Regions from separate parts of the Homo sapiens genome. Here region 1 is linked to region 2. A link is a loop called in an ENCODE intact Hi-C map of the cell type or tissue named here. Cell type or tissue: ascending aorta. All regions are shown on one strand. Each heading gives the region's core, and the rest is flanking DNA. Links, peaks and the distances in the headings are about the cores only. Region 1 holds the start of USP7 (ubiquitin specific peptidase 7). Region 2 has its middle 44 kb from the start of HAPSTR1.

The links. Hi-C counts contacts between places; a loop is a spot of excess contacts. Peaks named below come from ENCODE experiments on the same cell type or tissue, not always from the same donor. Only the 100,000 strongest peaks of a DNase experiment are listed, where the experiment ranks them.
Region 1: it touches region 2 in a loop (3-fold over the local background); 7 of 110 quality-filtered maps call a loop at or near these places.

What each region holds. Positions count from the first base shown.
Region 1 is chr16:8,963,318-8,966,178 of GRCh38, reverse strand. It overlaps USP7 (ubiquitin specific peptidase 7), which reads left to right and starts at 2,273. Exons shown (of 31, transcript NM_003470.3): 1 at 2,273-2,861. All of the region lies in intron 1 of USP7-AS1 (USP7 antisense RNA 1), which reads right to left. RefSeq lists enhancers at 1-45, 46-669 and silencers at 1-127, 1,811-2,170. In ascending aorta, for the core only: a CTCF peak has its summit at 1,718; a DNase peak (open chromatin) is centred at 2,248; H3K4me3 peaks cover 1,316 bases; H3K27ac peaks cover 1,043 bases.
Region 2 is chr16:9,046,016-9,048,922 of GRCh38, reverse strand. No RefSeq gene overlaps it. Among named protein-coding and RNA genes, the nearest start is that of HAPSTR1, 44 kb to the left of the region's middle. RefSeq lists enhancers at 817-1,111, 1,168-1,267, 564-1,763. In ascending aorta, for the core only: no CTCF peak of the experiment used is centred there; a DNase peak (open chromatin) is centred at 1,062; H3K27ac peaks cover 1,883 bases.

The DNA of each region.
Region 1 (2,861 bases), core at 362-2,861, 83 kb after region 2:
TTGAAGTGACTGGGCTCTCCCCTGCTCACCTCTGTGGTCTGGCAGGAAATATACTGGTGAAAAACCTTCAAGCGTACGAAATGCTGGTGAGGGGGATCCAGTCACGCTTGAATCATATGTTCATTCAACCAGTTGACTAATGATTGATTAATTGATTGGCTGATTGAGATCGGGTTTCCCTATGTTGCCCAGGCTGGTCTCCAACTCCTGGGCTCAAGTGATTGATCCTCCCGCCTCAATCTCCCAAAGTGCTGGCATAAGGGGTGTAAGCCACTGTGCCTGGCCCATTCAACCAATATTTATTTATGTATTTATTTATTTTAGATGGAATCTCCCTCTATTGCCCAGGCTGGAGTGCAGGGGTGTGATTAGCTGACTGCAGCCTCCACCTCCTGGCTTCAAGCAATTCTCCTGCCTCAGCCTCCTGAGTAGCTAGGATTACCAGCGTATGCCACCATGCCCGGCTAAGTTTTTTGTATGTATTTTTAGTAGACATGAGGTTTCACCATGTTGGCCAGGCTAGTCTCGAATTCCTGACCTCAGGTGATCCGCCCACCTCGGCCTCCCAACGTGCTGAGATTACAGGCGTGAGCCACCGTGCCTGGCCCAACCAATTTTTTTTTTTTTTTTGAGATAGAGTTTCGCTCGTTGCCTAGGCTAGAGTGCAATGGCGCGATGTCAGCTCACCGCACCGCACCCTCCACCTCCCGGGTTCAAGTGATTCTCCTGCCTCGGCCTCCTGAGTAGCTGGGATTACAGGCATGCGCCACCACGCCCGGCTAATTTTGTACTTTAAGTAGAGACGGGGTTTCTCCATGTTGGTCAGGCTGGTCTCAAACTCCCGACCTCAAGTGATCCGCCCGCCTTGGCCTCCCAAAGTGCTGGGATTACAGGTGTGAGCCACCGCGCCGACCTGGCCCAACCAATTTTTATTGAGCACTTGCTGTGTATCCCAGGCATTTGTGATACAACAGTGAGCAAAACATTCTTTCGGGGGGAAGGGAGATGAACAGTACATAAATGGGAGAAAAATGCAGGGAAAGCGGGTATAGGGAGATGGAGAGAAGACAGGTACCACAATCTTCTGGCCTTGTTAGGGTGAAATTCTATTCTCCCCTGAGATGTGTAGAAATGTATATCGGTTTGCTCCATTTTTATTGACCCACACTGCCTTGATTAACTGGAAAAGTTGAGACCCTAATCATCAGTCTGTCAATGACTGAATGAGACAGGACAGGAGATATATTCACCAAATGTCTCCTGGAATAGGGAGGCCCCGGGTGAATGATCCCAGACTGGGTTGATAGGAAGGAAGTAAATTAATACCAAATGTGAAGGGTAGTGGGCTTGTTTTATTTTTATATTATTATTTTATTATCACTATTAGTTGAGACAGGGTCTCATTCTGTTGCCCAGGCTGGAGTGCAGTGGCGCCATCTTTGATCACTGCAGCCTCAGTCAACCTCCCAAGCGAACCTCCAGCCTCAGCCTCCCAAGTAGCTGTCACTACAGGCAGGAGGCACAACACCCGGCTAATTAAAAATACATTTCAAAAATATAAAAACAAAACCCAAAACCTTTGTAGAGAGGGTGGTCTCTTACTCTTGGCCTCAAGTGATTCTCCCACCTCGGCCTCCCAAAGTGCTGGGATCACAGGTGTGAGCAGCTGCGCCCCGCCTGGGGTTGCTCTTGAGGAGCCAAACTTTGCCAGATTAGGCTGACAGTGAGAAAATAAATTCTTCCACGGTAGATACTGGGTGAAAAAGTGCACGTCAGCGGGCAAGGGTAAGTAACGACAATAACAGGAACTTCTAGGCGCTGACCCCAAGCTCCCTTCCGGGCCCTATCCCGAGCAGTCCCCGGGCAACCTCCAGCGCTCGCCCCGGCGCGCTAGGCTGGGACCTGAACCCCGGCTGCCGGGTGGCTTCTGGGCCCCTCCTCATTGCCGCTCCTGGGTCTTTCGGGGTGTCCGGCTCCCCAGGATGGGAAGGATTCCGGTTCACCTCCGCAGGGCTAAGTCACCGGGCGGCCCGCCTCGGCCCCCAGGGCCCGGGGGCAGGGAGCGCCGAGGGTCCGCCGCGGGGCTGCGGCGCAGGCGGTGCCGGGGCGCGGCGCTGCGGGGCAGGCGGGCCTCGGCGGCGGCGGCAGGCGGGTCGCTCCCTGCTCCGCCTCCCGTGCTCCGCCCTGCGCTCCCGCTCCGCCCTCCGGCTCGGCGCCCGCCCGCTTGCTCTCCTCGCTCGCTCGCTCGCTCCGCGGCCCCCCATGCGGATGTGACATTTCACGCCGCCGCCATTTTGAGAGCGAGCCGAGCCGAGCTGCCGGGCGCCGCGTCCGCTGCCGGAGCCCCGACGACGACGCCGAGGAGGCGGAGGCCGCGGCTCTCGGAACGCGGCCGGCCCGTCGCCCGCCCGCTCCGCCGCTCCCGCCGGCCCCAGGGCCCGCAGGCCCGCCGCGGCCGGCCAGGCCTCCCGTCCGCCGCGCCCGGCCCGAGGCGGGGCTGACTCCGCGGCCCCCGACCGGCCGCCCTCCGCCCCCGGCCGGCCCGCGGCCCCGCAGCCCCGGCCCCGGCCCCGGCGGCGGGAGGCGGGCCCCGCGGCGGCGGCGGCGGCGGCCGCAGCGAGCGACGAGGCCGCCCGGCCCGGCCCGCCGGCCGCCCGCCCGCCTCGGCGCCGAGATTGGGCGAATCGCGAGCAAGTACGTGCGCGTCTCCCTGCCGCCGCCGCCGCCCGCCGCGGGCCGCCCCGGGGCCGCCGTCGCCGACGACGCGCGGGAGGAGGAGGAGGAGGCCGCCCCGCCGCCGCCGCCGCCGCCGCCGCCCCGGCTCGCCGCCGCCCGCCCGCCGGGCTCGCAGCCCCGGCCCC
Region 2 (2,907 bases), core at 89-2,588:
ATTGCAGGCATGCATGAGCCACTGCGCCCATTCTATATATATACACACACACACACATATTATACATATGATATATCATATGTATAAGAGATGTATACATATGATATATATTATATATGTGTATTGTATATATAATGCACCCATTCTATATATATATACACACACGCACACATATTTTATATATATATATAATATGTATACATATTATATATATATATATATATACACACACACACATATATAAAAGCTGAGTGTCTTTTTTCTCACTGCCCTGGACCTGGAATCCTTGGCCCAGTGCTGGAACTCATTGTGGGATCATCCACCTTGCATCTCCTCCAGGGAGCGGAGGTCTGTTCAGTCCTAACAGCCATGTGCCCTTTAATTCCTAAACCACAAAGAGGACAATTTGTGCTTATTTATTGAAGCCCTAGCCTGTGTAAGGCCCTGTGCCAGACTCTCTAGAGGGACTTTCTCATTCAATCCTCTTACCTCCTCTTACTTCTACACCTCACCCGTTTAATTTTTCTTCACCATGCTCCCCACCAGCTGGCCTTACGTTGTACATATAGATTTGTTCATTATTGTCTTTCCTCGCCAGAATGTAAGCTTTGTGGGGGCAGGAATTTTGTCTGTGTCATTTACTATCATCTCCCCAGCGCCTGGCACTGATCAGATGAAGGAATCTTGCCAGGTAGGCCTTAGCACCCCCATTTGACAGATGGGGGGATGCAGGCTCAGCGATTTGCCAACATCCTGTGATTAGTAAGTAGCAGAGACTGAATTTAAACTCAGGGGCTCCTGGGGGCACAGCCCACGCTGCAGGGAGCTTTCCCTCATCAGCTTCCTCTACATTGCTGGGATGAGTTTGAAGTCTGAAAATTAAAGGCATAAAGGCGATGACTCATCTCTTAGACAAAGAAGAGGAAAATCAGGGCCCAGAGCTGAGTCATCATTTCCACTTCCCACTATGCTGACTCATTCAGACCTCCGGCTCTTGCTCTCCCAGAGCTTGTTGCTGGGAGAGCGGCCAGGCGCTCAACATAGTCCCTGGCTCCCTTCTTATTTGACCTTCCAGACTGCCCTATTGGCTGGGACAGTCTGACCCAGACACAAGCTTGGATGTGGGTCCAGGCCAGCACTCCCCAGAGAGCCCTGCAGATCTGGAGGCAAGACTCCAAGACTGTTGCAAGATCACAGCACTGGCAGCAGAGAGGCTCCTGCCTTGCAGGGGCTTCCTGCTAGGAGGTTTTCTTGGATGGATGGGCACCTGCAGTAACTGTGTGCACACCTGACTTATTTAAATTTTGAAAGAACTGTGGGCATATATGACTGATTAAATTTTGAAAGAACACAAGCCTTGACATCAGAAAGAAGTGACTTTGAAGCCCAGCTCTGCCCCTTATTAGCTGTGTGACCGTAGGCACACTACTATACAACTCTGTGCCTCAGTGTCCTCATCTGAAAAATGAGGTCATAATATTGTCTACTTGCTAGGGTTGGCAAGAGAAAGGCGTGAGACATTTTGAGTGAGAGCTCTTTGCACAGCCTAAAGAAGGAAGAAACACACTTTAAAGTCATAAAGGCAACTGAGGACTGAACCCCATGGTAGAGATGGGATGGAGTGGAGTTGGGGGAAAACAAGGTTCTGTGTGCCAGGCCAGGCTGACCAGGGGGTCTAAGGCTGAAGGTGGACAAATGGCTTAACCTCCAGCAGCTTACCTTTCTCCAGCTGCACAATGATCATGCTAGACTCTGCCCTGTCTCACACAGAATGAGAATATTCCACAGAAGGAAAAATGTTAACTGACATCATGGTTGGGGATTTGGAAGTGGAGAGTATTAAAAATATCACCCAAGTAATACATGAATCTATGTTTATTGTGAAAGATTTTAGCAATCTGGATTTTAGCAAAATGTGGAGTCCCTTTTCACGAGCTTCCACTATCTACAGTTTGGAGCACATCCTTACAATCTCTCTCTCTCTCTTTCTGTCTCTCCATTTATGTATATATGTGCACAGGGCTAATAGCTAACACTAGTTGGGCATTTTGATACATATCAGGCCCTGCTCTAAACACTTTACATGGATTCATTTATTTAGTCTTCACAAAACCCCATGAGGCAAACTCTATTATTAGCTCTACTTTACAGAGGAGAAAACTCAGGCCCAGAGAGGTAAAGTAACTTCCCCAAAGTCACACAGCTTCAGAGAAAAAGAGCTGGGATTGAAACCCAGGCAGCCTGGTTCCAGAGTCTGTTCACAACCATTGCATTCTATTGTCTCTCGAATATTCTCTTTTTTCCAAAAATGGGGTCATACCTTGTGCATATTTTGCATTTTGCTTTTTGTATTTAATAAATCTTGGAGAGCACCTTATGTCTCTCCATGTTTCTCTGCATTTAATGGTGGTGCAGTCCTATGTGGCATTCTATAGTGCAAAGATGAACTGTTAGGGGGTTTCCACTGTTTCATTTTCACAAATAATCCTTTGTCAATTGTCACTTGCACATACATCCTTGGGCACCCGTGCATTGATTTCTAGGGATTTCTAGAAGTAAGGAGTTAAATCTTCGAGAAATATTGTCAGATTGACTTTCCAAAAGGATGCTTCCATTTACACTTGATCTTCTGTGTGTGGCCAATCCCCATGCTCTAGCCAACACTGGATAGCGCTGTCACTTACAGCTCCTCTGATGGGGGAGGTGGGAAAGAGATGTGTCATTTGACATTTCACTTGGCACTTAGCATTTTCTCGAGCATCTTTTTTTTTTTTTTTTTTGAGACAGGGTCAGGCTGGGCATGGTGGCTCATGCCTGTAATCCCAGCACTTTGGGAGGCCGAGGCGGGCAGGTCACCTGAGGTCAGGAGTTTGATACCGGCCTGGCCAACATGGAGAAATTCCATCT